Linked DNA regions of Mus musculus: region 2 is linked to region 1. Evidence: chromatin loops called from intact Hi-C (ENCODE). Cell type or tissue: left cerebral cortex. All regions are shown on one strand. Each heading gives the region's core, and the rest is flanking DNA. Links, peaks and the distances in the headings are about the cores only. Region 1 holds the start of Rgl1 (ral guanine nucleotide dissociation stimulator,-like 1). Region 2 overlaps Rgl1 (ral guanine nucleotide dissociation stimulator,-like 1).

The links. Peaks named below come from ENCODE experiments on the same cell type or tissue, not always from the same donor. Only the 100,000 strongest peaks of a DNase experiment are listed, where the experiment ranks them.
Region 2: it touches region 1 in a loop (2.2-fold over the local background); 11 of 42 quality-filtered maps call a loop at or near these places.

What each region holds. Positions count from the first base shown.
Region 1 is chr1:152,620,476-152,630,281 of GRCm38, forward strand. Rgl1 (ral guanine nucleotide dissociation stimulator,-like 1) reads right to left here and starts at 4,742. Exons shown (of 18, transcript NM_016846.4): 1 at 4,509-4,742; 2 at 3,343-3,453. The coding sequence starts at 4,535. In left cerebral cortex, for the core only: a CTCF peak has its summit at 4,922 (motif pointing right); DNase peaks (open chromatin) are centred at 3,637, 4,310 and 4,662; H3K4me3 peaks cover 2,943 bases; H3K27ac peaks cover 1,335 bases.
Region 2 is chr1:152,549,237-152,559,042 of GRCm38, forward strand. It overlaps Rgl1 (ral guanine nucleotide dissociation stimulator,-like 1), which reads right to left. Exons shown (of 18, transcript NM_016846.4): 5 at 8,167-8,351; 6 at 5,060-5,184; 7 at 3,185-3,400. Among named protein-coding and RNA genes, the nearest start is that of Gm51749, 14 kb to the left of the region's middle. In left cerebral cortex, for the core only: no CTCF peak of the experiment used is centred there; DNase peaks (open chromatin) are centred at 5,054, 7,087 and 7,532; H3K27ac peaks cover 686 bases.

The sequences.
Region 1 (9,806 bases), core at 527-8,526:
CGACAGAACGGCCCAACTTAGATATCATTGTAAAGAAAAGGTAGGTCAAAAATGTAATGCTATTGTCAATATACACTGACAGCATTGCCAGTGGGCCAGGCTACCATTGTATGTGTAAGTAAACCAGGCCTAGATCATCCTCAGCATCTATCTTAGGACTGACATAGTAATTTCCTAAAATGATCACAAACTAAGCACAAACTTAATCAAAATAGAATTGTATGACTTATGTGTTTGGGTTTATGTTCTCATTACCTTATTTAGATGTATTAGTTTTAAGTGTATGGGTGTTTCGCCTGCATGAAGGTATGTGATTTGCATGTGTGCCTGGTGCCCACTGAGGTCAGAAGAAGGCACTAGATGCCCCGGGAACTAGAATTACAGATGGTAGAGAGCCACCATGTGGGTTCTGAGAACCAAACCCAGGTTCTCTGCTGGAGCAACAAGTGCTTTTAACAACTGGCCATCTTTCTGACTCAAGCATGTAATTATTTAGCTTCACTTCCTAGAACTGAGTATTAATTATCCTGAGATTTTAGCACTAGAAAAATAGAAAAATTATACTCCATCTTTTGAAACTTGGTTTGGTTTAGGGCTGCTGCTGCTGCTGCTGCTGCTGCTTCTGTTTAGAGGGGTTTTGTGCAGCCCAGGCTGGTCTTTAAATCACTATGTAGCAGAGGATGGCCTTGAATTCCTGATGTTCCTGAGTGCTAGGCTCGCAGGCATTAAGCTTTTTGAAGAGCACTCCAGACACAACACCAAGACTCCGCCTACACTCACATGCTATAGAACCTCATACACATCTTTCATGTGCCACTTTACACATCCCAAGTGTCGAGCTTATCAATTAGATACACATCACCATAACACACCTTATAATTTACAGCTCAGGTTATCATTCAAAGCATAAAGAGGACCAGAGGGCTACGTTTTTCAAATCCCACACCAAGAATTATCCCTAGGGGAGGTATGCTCTAGTCTCCTTGTTCTTGTACACCAACGCTATCCTCAAGAACTACGGGAACAGCCTTAAAGCCCTGGACAGTTCTTGACAACAAATTTGTACCCATATACAAATTTAGCCTCTACTATTTCTTAACTACATGACCCCACAGGCAAGCGGGCAGATCACGCTGGGCATTATTTTCTTTGTATATAAAGATGAAAGACAGCATCATAATACCACCTTCCCCATAAAGTTGTTGTCAGATGCCAGTGCGCACGAAGCGTCTTCCCTGCCTTACCTCAACCCCATTAACTCTAAAAGTGTTCACTTTGAAGAATTCTGAATGGGTTACTGGAATGTAGGAAAACAAACACGAGGAAGCCAACTGGGTACCAAAGAAAAGGATTTCATAATTGCTGTGGCTCAATTGGTTGAGTCATATTAAATTAAGCTGGGATTTTTCAAGGACAAAAAAAAAACAGAGCTTCCTCACAGGATACCTAAGACAAGAAATCAAGTGGCATCCCAGGCTGAGAGGTCCAAGGACTGACTTTTGATGAGCAGTGTGGTGTCTGTGAGTCATTTGTTCAAAAGGAGGAGGATAGGATTCCTCTATGAACCAAAAACAAGCTTACATGATCTTTCTTCTCAATATTTCAGATCTACAGTTTACGTCAGAGCCAACCCCTCTGAACTCTATATGGCTATGGAGAGAGGCAGGATGAGAAGGGAAGTGGAGTCAATGAGCAGAATAACTGGTAAGAGTCACTAATGACTTCTGGCATCTAAAGGAAGGACGGTTTATTGGGGGTAGGGTCCCCTCTATTGCTCACACTACAGTCATTGCTACCATATCTGGCTAAATATTAACACTGCCACCCATGCAGCATTTTACATCGTTAGAAAGAGTAGAAAAGCCTGTCACAGTGGTGCATGCCTTTAATTGCAGCACTCAGAAGGCAGAGGGAGGTGAATCTCTGAGTTTGAAGCCAGCCTGGTCCACAGAGCTAGTTCCAGGACAGCCAGGGCTACCCAACACCAATAAATGCAAAGTCTATTTGAAGGCAACTGGTTTAGAGCTTATTAATCATTTACAAATAGCCACACAGGTCAAAACCATAGCAACATCACATTGAAATACTGTATATATACATAAAGCCCCCAAAAGCAACAGAGTGGTTGGTCAGCAGTCTAAACACAGTTAATGTTAGGATCATGTTCTGAGTAAGGTGCTTGCTCAGTAAGTAAAGACCTCTAGTGTTCACTGAGAAAGTGCCTAACTTTGCAGACTACATCTTCAATGTCACTAGCAACTTACCATCCCGGTCAACAGTGTCCTGATCCAAGCATAGTGGCAGGAAAATCCTGACTTAAGGCAGGTTGAGAAGGTCAATGCGGGGGTTGGGGGAGATCCAATGTCAGCAGCCACGGCTAAGGAAGATAGGGCTCCTGGCTTCCTGCCTTTGACTATGAGTCTTACAAGTCATATTGCCTCCGCTCCTCCCAGGAAGCCCCGTGCACTCCGCACTCATCTGGGAACACTGCTCCAAACCCTGTGTGCTCTGAAACTAAGGTTAGTAGGCTGCGATGCAAGCACACACTCCTCAGTGCTTTGAAGACCATTACCCACAAGTCCTGCCTCTCTTCAGACACCGCTATGTTCCTCCCTGTGTCATCTGTAACTACTCTCTCTCCACTCTCCCACATGTTCCTGATCCCACCGCCAGGCTCTCTGCCTTGCATAGTCCCTTCATTTGGGATGTGTTGAAAGATTCATTGGTCGAATTAAGAACTCACATGACCTTCCCCAATAGTTTATGGAAAGCAGATTTTTTCCGAGTGTCTGCCACCGACTCCATACTCTACAGGCAAAGCCCCAAGACTAAGTATATATCAGTCTACTCCCATTCTACAGAAAGGAGGTCACAATGGGAAACCTTGCCGCCCCTCAAAGGAAGCGGGTCTGAATGGCCTCTGAACTTCTGGGAGTGGGGACTGGGCTGTTGGCATCACTGTGTAAGGAGGAGAGAGAGAAAAGGTTATCTTCTGGGCACAGCGGTTTATGACACATGTAGAAGCTAGTAGTGCTCTCTGACCAGGTCTCTGTGTGTCTGTCCTCTTCTGCCACAACACCCCCAGCCTGTTTGCCAAATACCTCAAGATGTTTCCGGAAGGTTCTGAATTATTGACAGACTTAGGGAAGATGCTTAGGAAAACACAAGTCCTAAAACAGACCTGTCCAGCTAGAGCAAACACTTGGCCATCAGCAGTTTCCTTTTTAAGACTAAGGGGGAGAAAAAGGGGATGGGGGGGGCTACCTTGGCTAAATAATAATGATATTCACAGAAGAGCAAAGACACTGTTCCAAAGTTCAAGATCTCGGAAGCGCTACTCACCCCTAGCCATCTCGCTCCTTTATTGGCCGCCTGTTGAATCTGGACTCTTTTGAGGGTGACATGGTAAACAGCTCCTTCCTCTACCTCTTCACCCCAGTCCTGAATCGAGCTCTGCCAGGGACAGGATAAAAAGAAAGAAAAAGAGGGTCGTAGTGTGTGTTGTTGTTTTCTTCCCCCTTGGCTAACCACAATCTATCCCAGCTGCTTCCCTGCTTACAAAGGCTCTCCAAGCCTTTGAGTAAATCCTCCAAACAGAGCAACACAGGACACCCTGCAATAGGCAAGGCTGAGATTTTCTTGGCTGGCAGCCTTTTCCTGCGGTATCAGGAGCCTCCGACTTCTCCCTTCTCTGGTCAGTTACTTTTCCTAACCTAGCCACGTATCTTAAATCATCTTTTCAAGTTTTTTTTTTTCCTTCTTAAGGAAACTGTGGTTTAGTCCTGATCAACTCTGTCCACTTAAGTGAAAGGAAAAAATAACTCATTTGCAAAAACAAGAGTTTATACTTCTCAAAGTACACAAACATTTGAGCAATGTCGATGTTAAACTCCCTCAAACAAGTGTTTTAATACCAAGAGCCCTCTTTGGGAAGTGAAGTTGTACCTCTTTTTCTCCTCTTACTATTTTGAAACCCAAAAAAAAGTTATGTGGGGTATGGAAAGTTTTTATTTCCAGAAAGAAAAAAGGAAAAGAAAAGAAAAGAAAAGAAAAGAAAAGAAAAGAAAAGAAAAGCCCCTCTGGCAAGTGCCGAGAAAGCAAAACATCTTCATGCAGCTTCCACTGAAATTTACACAGCGACCCCCTGGATAGCCATGTCGCCAGCTAAACCTCGGATCTGTGTTAAAGGGCTGCCGCTGGGAAGCAGAGCGCGGCGCCGCTCCCCCAGACTGAGTTCTGTCCTTTCCAAGTTCTGCTCTCCTGACACGCATCTGCCTGTCCCAGACACCCCGCAGGCGATGCCTGAGAACACAGGCATCGTTTCTAGGGAGAAGAGGCACAGAGAGGGGAAGGACACAAAGCAGAATGAGAAAGCTCCTCTTAGAGAGTGGGGTCCGGGTGGCTCTGATCAGTTAGACAGTGCTCCAACAACCCGGCCCGAGAAAGCGGGAGATGGGACGAGTCCCCCAGCAGAGAAGCGTCAGGGGAAGGCGGGGAGCTGGCGTTACCATTTTAGCTTGCCAAAGTAATTTCATTCTCAGTTTTCTTTCCGGCACACGGACGCTGCATGGTGCGCCCTGCTCCGAGGCGGTCGGGGCGTCTCTCTGGCCCGGCTCCGGGTCCCCGCGCTTCCCACGCGCCTTGCTGCCCGACTGCCGCCGCCGCCGCCGCGCGCGACCGGGCCACAAAGGAGCGCCGGCCAGCGAGCAGGCAGCCCGGGAGCCCGCGGCAGCAGACTCCTCCCCGCCGCTCCGTGATGTCAGGCTTTCCTGTTTGTGCTTGTGAGCGCACTCTCCCTTTCGGAAGCCCCGCGGATCAAGGGAGCAAGCAATCGTTTCTCCAGCTCAGAGTGGTGGGGAAACGATGCTTTCAAGTAGACCGCTTCATCGGGGTTTCCTGGTGGCCACCAGGTGACAAAATAGAACCATGTGTGCCATGGGACATGTGCGCAGCCTCCGTCTGCTTTACTGAAGGAAACTGTTAGGGATTAGGGATTCTTGTGTGATCTGCTTGCTATTTGGAATTTACAGCAATTAAATCAGAGTCCCCTCGATTTGGGGGGAAGATTTTCATTAGGATAAAGTCAAAAGCTATCTGGGTATCTAAAAACCGTGCCCAGCGGCTCTACCCTGCCCCGCACCTGCAACTGCCTGGACTTGTTCCTACTGCCCACTCTTGTTTGTGGCTTTCTTGCTTTTTTTTTCTTTTTTTTAAACAAAAGGTGGTCCTGGCTAGCCTTGAACACTTAGAACTTTTCTGGCAATCCTCCTGCCTCTGTCTCTTGAGTGCTGAGATTACAGGCATGCATCAACTCCACCACCCAGTCTGATAAGGCTTACTGGCTACTGCTGGTGAGAGCAGAGAGTTTTGCAGGATCTGACAGTTTGTGACAGAGGCCATAAGTGGTCCTAGGGGTTTCTGGAGCCTCTGTGAGTAGCCATGGGGGGTGTGCACTGTGGGGACACAGAGGGATAATCACTGTAGGGAAAGCCTTTCAAAGGACAATGCTGAAAAGAATTTTATCTTAACACAATAGTCTGTGGGGGACAATACATTACACTTTAAAAGATCTAGTTTCAATAAATCAACAGCAAGAGATAGCCCATAGTCAGGTAGCCAAACTGTACCTGTCAGAACTCCACACCAATTACAAAAATGTCATGTTTTACACATGTCAAACTGAAAAGGACCTCCTCCAGATTGCTGTGCTGAGCTTTGGTTAGTACTGAATATACCATGAGCTGAAAAGTTAGGCAATCAGTGCACTGATGTCTCCAGAAGGGCATCAGAAATGACAGAGGCTACACCAAGCAAGCAAAGGATCTCTGCACACTGAAGGATGTCTTCAAGTCAGTCAAACGCTCCTCATAAAGACCCATGCTTCAGGAGTTCAAGACTGTAGAGAGAATGATCTTTTACAACCAAAGTGGATGTTTCTATAATTTAAATATTAAACACACATACACACACACACACACACACACACACACACACACACACACACACATTCCTTCTGCTGTGCTCAGTACTCAGAACAGAGTGTCCCAGGAGCCAGAGGGAAAACATGTGGCGGCCCTACCTCAGGCTTCTTATCTGCCTCAGGGCCCCAGGTCACACCTAGATGAGTCTCCTTGGTGATTCTGAAGACCTCAAGAGGCAGCCCAGGACAGATGAGCAACACTTCAGTTAATTTCACCACCGCTGTAACCTAATCTGTGCTGCAAGTTTTAAGACTGTTGAAAAACTTCTTCACAAAAGCAGTTTCTTCTCCAGAAATTCCTGGGAAAGGTGGCTTGGGCCTCACAAGCCTCTCAGGCTGTAGCTCTCCCTTCTTCTCATCCTATTGACTTGGGTTCTGGCTGTAAAGGGAATGACAACAGAACCCAGTTCAAGCCCAGCCTTCAAGCCCAGCCTTAAGAGTGGAAGTCAGAGTACATTTCCATGGCTTCCCTCCGATTTGCTTCCTTGGCTACAAAGTAGGACAAACCTCACAGAATTTCAGAAAGGGTTAAATAAAGAAATGTGCAAGTCACCTAGTGCACGGAGAGCTGTCCAGAAGGCTCCATTTTCTCCCTACTGCCCTTCCCCCTTAGGAGCTGTAGGCCGGAACTCCATGAAAGGCTGTCATGTCTGCAATGTACAGAAATCTGAAATGATGTCTTCCAAATTATATTCAAGCTCCAGAGAGACATGCCAAGAATGATTATTTGTGTTTGTTCCTGGGAAGGTGTGATTTTGTCACAATCCTTTTACGAAGGAAAGAAAAAGATGAAAACCAAATAGCTGGACTTATATGATCTAGAACTATCAAATGTTGAAGTCAACAAGGGCTTTTTCCACTTATTTTAAACTATTTCACTTAAAATGAGCGATAGGCCCCAAACACAGGATGCTGTGCACTGCTGCAGGGGACAGAAAAGGATAAAGATGGGCTGGAGCCTGCTCGGGACTCTGGGACTGATGGGGAAGTCTAGCAGTGAAGTGTCTGTGCTGTTCCTTTAGTGTGCTCCCTGGAGCCGAGCAGAGGAACACTCAACTGTGAACCTCTTTTCTTTAGCACTTTTAATCCAGGAAGAAAAAAAGTAAAGCTGTGGCTGAAAAAATTTTTTCACTTATAGGCAATGTAATCAATATTACCCTTTTGCTAGGGTTTTTGGATTAAAGTACTAGCTACAGCGTGAGGAGCATACGCCTATAACCCATTTATCCATCAGTGTGAATTGACTCAGCTAGTAAACACCTTACCCTAGACTCAGACCACCAAAAAACATTTCTGAAGCTTTGGTGTCTGACTCTGTTTTTTTTCAATAAGTTCGTTTCCAAGTATCTGATTCTACTTGGTGCTATTATGATTGGCTTTCCTAATTTTAATTTTAGGTTGTGGTGTGACAGGTGTGTGAATGTGCACAGGTCACAGGAAAGGCACGGTCACGTGAGCTGGCTCGTGCGAAAGCCAGAGGTTGATATCTGGGTGCCTTTCCATAATTGCTTTTCAAACTCTCTGGGAAAGGGTCTTTCACTGAAACTCAGTTTGGGCAGACTGGTTGAACAATGAGCTCCCAGGATCATTCGATGCCTGCTCACAGCCCTGGAGTTACAGGCCACCCTGCCACATGCAGCATTTACACGGGTTCTAAGGTTCCAACCTTGGCAAATACTATGTCCACTGGGCTACCTAACCAGTCATTTCCGCCCCAGTACTAGGGATTCACAATTAATGTTTGAACTTTGGTTCTGTGTTCTGTTATTTTAATGTACTTGTCCATTAGTTCTAATTGATCTTCTGTTGATATAAACAATTAAATAAATACCTATTTGTAATCTTGAAGACTTAATATGTTAACCCATATGTTAAGTCCATGTTAACCCAAACTACCAACCATCAGAAGCTCTGAACAGAGGATGACAAGAGGAACGACATCAAGGCAAACAGCTTCTGCCCAGCAGAGGAATTCAGCCAGGCAGAAAAGGCAACCTACAGAATGGGAGAAAAAAAAATTTGCAAAAACACATGACCAATAAAGAATTAATATCCGCAATAGAAAAAAGAGTCCTATAACTCAATAGCAAAAGAATAGCTATAATCCAATTCAAATGGCCAACAGGCCTGAGTAGACATTTTAGAAAAATTTTATAAAAACACCCACAAGTAGATGAACACATATCTTGTGTCATTCACCAAAAGGGAAAAGCAGGACAATGAGGAGTATTACGAAAATGCTATACTGTTTTGTACACTAACTAGAAATAAATTTTTAAAGGAAAGATGGAAGGGGGTGGGGAAGGAAGTGTTGAGGTTCACGTGTTAATGAAGATGCATACTGTATACTGTTGCTGGGAACGTAAGCAGTGCCCACTATGAAGAAAGTATAGATGTTTCTCAAGTTAAAAATACATAAAATGCAGCATGCCAATTGTGGCATTTATAAAAGAATGTATTTCCAGATCTCTAAGAAACGCTTTACACTCCCATGTTTATTGCAACACTGTTCATAATGGCCATGCTACCGAGACGATCTGGACGCCAATCAACGGATGAACAGATAAAAGTAAATGTGATGCAGTGGAGATTCTCCAGCTTTTAAAAAGACAGCAGTCCTTTTAAAGAGACTACATGGGTGGAACTGGAAGATGCTATGCTAAGGGAGATAGGCCAAGCTCAGAAAGGCAACCTGAGAGCTCCCGTCCATGAAGTCACCAAACACACAGAAGCAGAATAGAGGGGTGTGCCTGGCAGGGCTGGGAGTAGAAGATAGTGGTCACAGAATGTGAGGTTCAGTTATAGGAAATAATTTTGCACTGGACCTAAGCTACTGTTGCCTGAGTGCAGACCCTATGTTAGTATCATAGCAACAGTAACAATGGGGCAGGAAGAAACATGGAAGAAAATGCATCTGTCCCTGGCCTTGATGGTAATGATGGTTTCATGACTATGAACTGATCTCCAAGCTCATCAAATATAAAAAACACTAAATATATACAGCACGCCACATGTCACTCATACCTTAATGAAGTCACTTAAAAACCTTGCCTTAAAGATGACAATGCCATGTGAGATGACTAAAATTAGCGAGACCTTAGCTCTGTCATCCCCAAACTCAAGGCTAGACTACTCTGGCCTATGCCCAGTCAAAAGTTTAGAGGAAAGCAGTTCTAAGAGAGGAGTAGCAGCAATAACTGTGGGAAGGTGTGTGTTACACCTTGCCTTACAGTGGCCAAGTAGCAACTGTCTCCACCCACCCACAACTACTACCTAAGGGCAGCCTTTCCTATTCACTGCTAATAGATTTTAAATGAAACTGGTAAGAGGCATTTGCAATAATTTTATTCATAACTAAACCTTCAGCTACCTCTAGGTCCTTAACAATCACTTGGAAGGGAGATATAAGCAAATAAAACAGATACTTAACTTTTAGCTCCAGCAATATCTAAGTGTGGCTGCAGCTACTCCATCCTATGGACAGCCCATGAATGCTCCTCCCTGGTCTTCAGGTTTGGGGGCAATGTTGCTTAGCAATTAGCTTCCCACGCTCAGTCTCCCCGTGTCAGCTGGCCATTCTGTTCGGGTTGTTTCCAGCTGTGAAAACTGGGATTGGCCTGGGGGTGCAACTCATTGATAAAGTGTGTGTTTAGCATGTACAAGGCCCTGGGTTCAATCACCAACTCTGAAATAAAATAAAAAAAAATTTTTTTTAAAACCCTGGGGGTGCTGCATTCGCCTACCTTTTGCTTGAACTTTCAACTTTGCTTTGCAAGGGATACGGAGCCAGTCACGCTTGGTTAAAGATGAATGGTCCTTTAAAACC
Region 2 (9,806 bases), core at 940-8,939, 71 kb before region 1:
CCTGTGTTAGAGGTATTACAGCTGTTATGAATTCTTACCACTAAATAGGCAGCTGTATAAATACTGGACATCAAAAAGTGGCTCCTTCCTCCTGCCCCAGTCACCAAAACACTTTATAGATTTTGGCACTGTAAGCTTGTTCCCCCCACCCTCCCAATATATTTTTTTGTTGTTGTTACAGTTTTATGGTTTCCAGCTTTCCCAGTAAAAACAACTCGAGTTGGTGAGCATACATGGCTACGTAGCGAGTGTAACTTTGCTCTGCAGAAAGCATGCGCATGCCCTAAGACTCCATGAGGAAGACCACTGTGCCCTTCCGGCCTTCCGAGAGAGCTGCAAGCAGCCGCCCTAAGTTCAGATGGTACAGAGAGCTCCCGGCATGAGAGGTGTATACAACTTGGCAATAAAAATTCACCACAAGTTGAACTTCAGCTTTCATGGTCTTAGCCAAGGGGGGAATATTTTTATACACATTCATTTGGTTTCAAATTGGCTTGTCCCACAATCATAAACATTCAGAAACACCTTGGTACTTCAAGGCTTTCAAAATAACTTGGGCTTTTAAAAATAAGATTCATTTTGGCAGTGTTTTAAAACAAAACAGAGAAAGAACAGGAAAGATTTTGGCTGTCATTTTTCTGGGTAAGAAGAGAGGCTCCTTACTTAAAGGTACCCTACCCTAAGGGGCCAAACTTGTCAGTGGCCCTAGAGGCAAAAAACCCTACACATAGTAGGGCCAGTAAAACAGGGAAAGGATCCCATTGTTGGCTGGCCTGGAGGTGTGGCCACATCCAGTGAATGTGCTGTCTGTCTAGGTCAGAGGAGATATTTCATAGGTACGCAGGAGTGCCATGTATGGAGGTCTCACAGCTGAATGCAATACAGGGGCACATGTTTGGCTTCATGCTGAGCATATCAGGCAAGAGGTGCCAGGGTGGTTGGGCATAAATGTAACTTGCTTCAAGAATCATTTTTCCTAAGTGATTTTAATCTGGAACATGAAGTGAAAACAGAATTGTCCAATTTGTCATGACAAAATTTTGCACGCTAACCAAACCTCAAATGTTTTCTTCAGAGTAAATTTCAATGTACTTCATAAAAGTCATGCCCAGTCTTTTAAAATGTTCTGGAATCCCATTTATTTAAAAAGAAAACAGAGGAGGAGGGAGGGAAAGAGAGAGGGAGGGGGAGAGAGGGAGGGGGGAGAGGAAGGAAGGTAAGATATAACAAGTGAGGGTGAAAGAGAGAAAAGGCAGAAAGAGGGAGGGAAGAAGAAAATAAGAAGGGAGAGAAGGAAGGAAGGCAATGGCAGTGAAGAATATGAGAAAGGGAGGGAGGGAGAGGGAAAGAGACAGCGGGACAGAGGGGGTTGTAGCCCTGCTGCTGTCTGGAAACCTCTCTCTGACAGCATGGTTCAACAAAGGTTCAGCATCTCAAAATTATGCTCTAAAAATCAGGAAACTTGCAATAAATAAAGACACCCAGGCCCCAATATATCATGTCCATCGTAATAACCATATGGAACACATTATTCAGTAACAGGCTGGGGCTAAGGGCTTACAGGAACACATGAAGCATCCAGTCCTGTTTCTAGAAAAGGAGGTATATTCCAAAGGATGCAGTGTAAATCCAACACTGCAGCAGAGGCCAGGCCAAGGAAACACACCCATATTAGGTCAGAAATAGTTTCTACATGTAAAATTAATATCATTTTTCAAGCTTTTTTTTTCAACAGAAATCGACTATGACTAATGAAGGAAGAATAAAATAAATCTTGGCAGAAAACCACCAGCAAGTCTTAGCATTTTATGAAGTTATCCTCCAGAATTTCAAGAGACATAACATACTCAACACTGGGAGAAAACCCATTGTCCCAGCAAGGCTAAGGACTCTGGGCTTTGTGCACATGCTATGGGATGGGAAATATACTTGGAGTTATTCAGAGTTCTCTTATCATGTAAACACACAATCTATATTTAACTTCAACTGAAAGTTATGATCTGAGTCACTATGCCCACACAGGGCTGTCTAAGGAGTTCAGTGAATTCGAGGCATAAAGACCATTGGCTTTTGGGACATAAATGTTGGAGAAAAATATTTTCTTACGTTTCTAAGAAGAAAGAGACACCCCATGCCAGTACCACAGTTACATTAGCCTTTTGCAGTTACTTTTGTGGACTTTCTTTACAGTGCCCACGCTTTGTCCACAGCTGCAGTTACTTTGTGGACATTCTTTACAGTGTCCATGCTTTACTTCTTGCTTTTTTTTTTGGTCCAGATACTGGCATGTGTGGGGAAATAAATAGGCCATCTTAAAGCCTCAAAACAAGGCAAAATCTCTGAAACTATTGTGGCTTTGCTCTTTGGTCAAAAACAATAAAAGAAAATGTGAAAGACTTGGGTGTTGTGTCCTATACATAGGGCATGGTGGAAACATGCATCTAATGGGACACGAAACTAACCGTGTTCTGGATGAGGCTTAGCTACGTTAGCTACGGCCCAGAACAGGCTGATGGGGAATTTCTACATCAACTAATTTCATGGTCCTTCTCACTGGAGCTTCTTCTTGCCTAGAAGAAAACTTTCATCTTAAGAACCTAAAGTCCTACTCTTTGATAAAGTGAGATCCATTCTTGCTTTCTTTCTTAATTTGTTTATGAGTACACTGTTGCCACCTTCAGACACCAGAGGAGGGCATCGGATCCCATTACAGATGGTTGTGAGCCGCTGGGAATTGAACTCAAGACCTCAGGAAGGACAGTTAGTGCTCTGAACTGCTGAGCCATCTCTCCAGCCCCACTACTGTCTTTTTTGATCTCGATACTCAGAGGTAACTTTTCCCTCCTCCACCTCTATACCATTTCTATTGCTGACCCCTGTCTTGCAAAGGGTGAGGTCACTTCAGTGAGTCTGGCTCCTGTACAGCTAAGTCAGTTGTGGTCTCTCTTATTATAGCCCTAAAGTATACTGTTATAACTTGAACACACTAGGAACTCACAAAATAGATCAATGACAAGTTAGAGACTGTGCCTTCCTCTACACAAGTGTTAGACACAAGACACATGTGGGGTGGGAATGGTGGCTCTGACAGACTAGATTCTAAGCCTCAGCAGAACATAATTCATGTCTGATGTCAGGAAGGCTGTATACCAAACACAAAGATAAGTTTTTAAAAGGCAGTTACGTGAGCAATGTTGATCCACTTCTCGATGACTCTGGCTCGCTGCTGAGTTTTGAGTTCCTTGCTCCCCAGGACGGTGCTGACAACACACTTGGTGAGCGTATTAAACTGAGAGATGGTGGCACGGATCGTAGGAGCCAAATGCTTGTTTTCCTTTTTATCCCGCTGAGACCAAATACAGCCCAGGCAATGGTGAGGCACTACCTTCTTGAATAGTTGCTGAAACAAAAGAAGAATTGACATCAGGAACACACGGGTGCTTTATACAACGTGTCATCTGGGACATCTGGAAATTGGTGGCTTGTAAGTGGACAAGTCATCTTTCTCTGCTTGCCTTGCCACATGGTGTCCATCTTAACACACAAAATAAGTAATGGATGAATGGATCAGAAAGGCCCACATGATTTATTGTTTGTTTTTGTTTTTTGAAACAGAAGCTCTCTATATAGTCCTGGCCATCCTAGAAGTCGCTATGTATACCAGACTGGCCTCAAACTCACAGAGATCTGCCTGTGCCTGCCTCTCCAATGCTGGATGGAATTTAAGGTGTGAGCCGCCATGCCCTGACTTCCATGTGATCTTTTAAATTTGCTTAACTGAGGGAAAACGATGACCAAAAGAAAATTTAAATCATCAAAGCCATATTTATCTTCCCGCCTCGCCACAAAAGTCAAGTAACTCTCGTACGACGGTGCTGCTAATGAAAAAAGGAAACTGAGAATGGTCATCTGGCCAGACACTCAGGAACACCGCTTCTACCATGCAAACAGATGCTCCGCGGCCACCTGGAAAGAAGTCCGTGTAAGCATGACACATGCCGAATCTCTCAGTGCAACTGAGTCTCATGTTTCAAAGCAGAGAAAGAATCTAACAAAGGGAGAACAATCAACCTCACACACTCGCAGAAGAATGGGGGGTCTAGAGACAACCTCACACACTCACAGAAAAATGGGAGACCTAGAGACAACCTTACACACTCGCAGAAGAATGGGAGACCTAGAGACAACCTTACACACTCGCAGAAGAATGGGGGACCTAGAGCCTGGTTTTCAGGTCTTTTCCTTAAAGCAATAAAAATAAAATATTTTTTCTTTCCCTCACTCTAGCAGTTACACAACAACAAATGGCTGACTAGGTCAGATTCTCATTTGTACAACTGAATATAGGGTGTATAAAAGCTGGTATAGAAATATGGCCAGCGTGTGCTCAAGATAGACTACGTGATCTACTTTCCATACTTGATCTGCATTCCCATTGGATGGAAACTTTAGCCAGTTCATATGCTGCAAAAGCTAAGTGCCGAAGAGCAAAACCACCGTGGTAACTGCTAATTCTTTGACTATGTTTTCCAGCAAACTCCAAGCTATGAAGTGTGACTAACACAATCAAATGTGCACAGCACACAGAAACGGTCAAAATTCAAATGTGCAGGAAGCACACGTGGAGATGGGCTGCCAGATATGGTCACATGTGGGCTCCATGGGCTTACTTCAAACTGACTCCGGCTTTCACCCCTTTACAGTCCTTCAAATAAACAGTTCGGCTCTTGAAATATTTATGAGTCCAAAGGGAGAGAAATACCCACAGCACAAGGTAGATTCTGTTTCGCTAGGATTAGAATTCTTACTTCCCTCTGTGACCCGAGCTCTGAGGAAAATGCACTTTCACCCAGGGCTGCAAGAAGAGCCGAGGCTTAAATTATTCACACGAATGATTCACAGAGCCTTAACTCTCCTTTTACAGACACAGACTCTCTCAAAGACTCAGTAGGACTTGTGGCACACTCCCCGTGCTGCCCACTGCCCTCTGGGCCAACAGTACTGCCACCACCCCACGTTTTAAGTAGAGACACATCTGAGATACAGTGAGAAGACCTACTGCGTCCATGTAGGTCAGCTGTTCTGCCACGAGATCTTCTGAGAAGTTCGTGAATTCTGCTGACCCTCCGCTCTCCAGTTCCTCTTCCTCTTCCAGGCTGAAGGAGCTGGTGTTGAGAAGTCCATCTGTCCACGATGGGAAAACAGTCAGTATGGGGGTGCCTTGGTCATAGTGTCAAACTACACTTCTTTCATTCAGGAAGAAAAGGGCTAACTCTTCAGAAAACCACAGGTAGAGACGAACAAGAACGATATATTGGAGCAAAATGGAGATACAATCCTGAGTATTCTCGTGTTCTTATTAAGCTCAGAGAGGTGTTGAGTGACCCCTGAGAAATCACTCAGAGGCTAGCCCAGGCAAAAACTAAAGAGGCAAAACTGAACACAACCTCATCTCAGCCCCCATCAACTCCATCAACATTTCCAGGACCAAACCAGCTAATACCTACACCCCAGCCCTGCAAGCCTTGATTGTTGAGCCACAGAGAGCCAGATGCCTAAAAGACTGAGCAAGGCGGCCGGCCAAGGTTTGGTAAGGTAGGATAGGTCATTGGGGTTTCAGAGATGTGATGAGACCTGTAGTCCTTTTAACAATACTGAGCAGACTCAAATGCTGCTAAATCAAAGGGTTGCTGTCAGCTTTCACATAGAGAGTGAAAAGGTGAGAAACAGATTGGAAATAAATGCCCTGGCACCCTATACTGCTGGTCATCCATCCTAAAGTTACACAGCTCAGAGCCTAAAGAAGTCAACGGGAATCACTGCCCAGGAGCCCATCTGAAATGCTGAAGGGCCGAGCTCCAGCCTCCTCTTTGAAGTCTCCTTCTCCCAGGCCCTCTCATTCCCACCACACTTCTTGGTCCCTTTCAGTCAAAGCTGAACTTCTGCTGGGGCTGGGGAAGCCTAGCTGCACACAGTGGCATCCAGGCAGAAATCCAGTTCCGTGTTACTACTCCCCCTGCCTGGTTACGTTTTTTAAGCCTTTTCCTTCTCTTTATGGGGGACGCTGTTAGGCATCTTATATTGAATTGATAGAGCTTCTTCAAAGCTTCCATTGAGAAATGGGGTGCTCAAAGTGAGACTGTTACCTGTCCAGTACCATGTGCTACCTGCCCGCTCTGGTGGCAGGGCTGTGATTACAGGACTGGCTCTGGACCTCAGAGCTGAACGTTCTGTTGTGAATGGGACTGGTAGGAGAGCTTCACTATCTATTCCTGTTATCCTGGATACAAAGCAAAAGCACCCATCAAAGAGCTAAAATCCCACCCAGTGGAGGATGCTAGCGCCTGATGTCAGTACTTCTCCACTCAACTCTGGCACTTTCTCATTCAGTGAAGAAGAAATCGGATGTGCCAATCAAAGGTTCAAGGAGCCTTCTACCCCTCCTGATGACTACAATGTACTTTAATACCTATAAAACAATGCAGAAGCTGTCCAGCTTCTGCCAAGGAGAGTACAGGGTAAGGACTAACATCACTCACTCACACATTCATTCATTCATTCATTCATTCATTCCTTGTAAATCTGGCATGCACCTAGAATGTCACTACGTGTGAAACCTGTGATCCTTTCTCTCTGGGACCTGGTCTATGCTTTCACTGCTCCTGCCTGAGTCTCCAGGGGTTATGTACAAATCTCTATGCACAGTTTTACTTTTGCAAACACACAGGAAAGCTCACTGCTTTCCAGAGTATGACATGGGGGCTGGGGGGTGAGAGGCACAAGGGAACTAACTAAGCTCCCAACATTCCTCTTCAGGAATGGAGCCTATACTTCATAAACAGGGCCTGGAGCATTCTTGATGACAACTGCCCACACTTAGGAAAAGATTCATTCTTGGGTATTGCCTAAAAGTTTTTGTGAGGTCAGGCCACCTCCCTAGTCCCTGCCTCTGCCTGCCAAAAGAGCTCTGCCCTCCATTCCCTGAGCCGGAGAGGACCAATGACTGGTCCCACTGGTTCCCCAATTAGGCATGGGGCCAGAGGCAGCCCCAGTGGGGCGAGCTGGGCTCCAGTGCAACAGCAGCAGCAGCAGCAGCGTTTTCTACCAGAGCACAAAGCTGGGCGGGCAGGCGGGAGGAGGCCCTGAAGGGAGCTGAGGTCTGGCAGCTGGAGCTGAGCTTCCAGGGTATTCAAGCATTCCCGGCAGATGAAGTCATCTGAGATACAAAGCCTTTGGCAATCTGAGCCAAATGATGCAAGTGCATTCCCCTTCTCTGGTCCCCAGTCCATACAAACCACTCAACAGGTACCGGGTAGAATTTAAAGTCACTGTATTTGCTTTGGCTTTGGGGTAGCATCCCTTATCTGCGTTAGGAGCCATTTCCTTTCCCTCACTGAGGAAACCGGACATTACTTCAAGGAAATGCCTACCAGAAGTTCCAAGTGGGTCAGCTGCCATGGCAACTGTTACCCAGTGCCTCGGTGAAAGGCTATATCATCACGCTGGAGCGCGATGGAACCTCTTGACTAATTTCTGCAGAGCCTGGCAGCCAGCACACTCTATGGCCAGCAGTGGTGGCTCTGCATTTGTCCCTGGAAGCTCGAGGTCAGCCTCCAATAGGAAAAAACAGCCTCAGAGACTTCCTTCGATTCGGTCACTAGAGACAGTCGATGTCAGCAATCGGGGCTGCCAGGGGACATGACACTAATGCTTTTTAGGGAAAAGGAGGAACACCTCTTCCAAGCTTTTGTGAGAGGGACGTGGACTTGAACCCTTGCCAGCCACACAGGGTTGGTTGGTTGTCGCCCGTTTATATCTGATAGAACACATTAGGCAGAGAAGAAGCCCATTCATGTTGATAAGAGAAAGTTTAAAAAAAACAAAAACAAATCAAGAAAACCCTGTTCCTGGTAACAGTAGGCACCCTGGGCAATTACTTAGCTTCTCTGAGCTGGTTTTACAATTTAATCTTTAAAATCATAAATCCAGCCTTGAAAATCCCTCTTTTCACTCTGAAACCTTAGGGTTCTGAGGTTCACAGTTCAATAATTTTATACCTATCCCAATTTTCTGAGGGTACCAGGGTTTCTTATTGAGTCAATGAATGGGGAGCCCCCACATTGCAGAGCCCAGTAGAGGTTTCCCTGGGACCAAACAGGTACTCACTGTCGGAATCCACGTCCTGCTTTTGAAACTGTTCAAGAAGGTTCTGTGCTCTCCTCTCTGGGTCAGAGCCAGGCATCATCTGTTTGAGGTACTCCAGCAGCTTCTGAAGGCAAGGGAAGTGAGGGGGCTCCCGGAAGTCTTCCGCACACTGGTCAAGCCAGGCCCTCAGGATGGAAGCAATGGCACTGGGAAGGAGAGATGGAGACACAGTGAACACAATGCTTACGGGACTCGAGACAGGCCCTGGACCCCACAGCTGGTAGCTGAAGAGGGTTGGGGAGACTAATAATGTTTTGTTGTTAGAAAATCCAACCAAGGCAGACGAAAGATGAGAAGAGGATTTACTGAGTTCCAAACAATCCAAACACAAGCCACTAACTGTGCATTTGCTCAAATTAAAGACCAGAAAACCAGGCTATCAAGATGACACAGTAAATAAGAAACTTTCTACCACGCCTGACAACTGAGCTCAGTGATGCCTGGGTCCCACACAATGTTAACAAGTTGTCCTCTGACAGCCTGCACTGTAGCATGCTTCAGCTAGCCCTTCAGACTCCCACACAAATAGATGAACAAAGGTAATAAAACAGAAAAGTAGCCTAAAAGTAGCCGTATTGATAACTTAGGACATAACTGGCTACCACTAGGCTAGAACTCATCTGGAGTAAGAAGTCTCCAGGTTAATGGGGAAATGCCTGTTTAATTTTAAAAACATCACTAGGGTTTTGGCACAAGGACCAAAGCTTTCCTCATAAAGTTATCCCTTTGTTTCTCAAATTATAATGAGACGGCGTGTCAGGAACCACTGGGTGATGGAGTCACAAGGTTCCCCGGGTGTCAAAGCACAAGAACAGCCAGATACGCTCTGGGTGCTTGGTGCGCTACAGACACCTCCTGAGTAACTAAGGGTGTTGCCTGTAAGTTACGGGGAGCTCCTCTCTCTAGAGCAGAGTCAGAGCAATGACAAAGGGGTAAACTGCAGCAGGGCCATTACTCCACGCTTCATCGTCAGAAGACTTCAAAGACACTTCAGTGTTAGTTCCACACCAGGCTAGTCTGCCTCCCTAATAAAACAACTCCATCGAAAGGGATGTTCACTGATGCTGGCTGGAGAAGGTATCAGGGAGAATCAATAAATTCCTGTGCATCCCAAGGCAAAGAAACCACACTGTCTTAGCTACAGTGACAAAACTCTTTCACCCACCCAAAAGAGTGTATGTGTGTAGGTCAGAGGGTAACCTATGCCACTCCTTAGGAGCCATCTGCCTTGTCTGTTGAGATGGGTCTCTCATTGGGACCTGGGGGGTCACCGATAGGCTAGGATGGCTGGTCAGCAAGCTCTAGAAATACTCTAGGCTCTGCTTCCGCAGCAGTAGGATGATAAACACATGTCACCACATCCAATTTTTTTTTTAATCCACGGGTGCTGGGGAATCTAACCCAGGTTGTAGATCTTGTGCAGCAAGCATCTCACAGGCTGAGTGATCCCTCCAGAACCACAAAAATGTTTTTTGAAAGGGTTTGGGATATAGCGGTGGTACAGCATCTGTCTAATGTGCACAAGTATTCTTTGGATTTGTTCCACAGAATCAGAATCAAAAAAAGGAAAATTATAATTATCTACTACACCTACACAAATT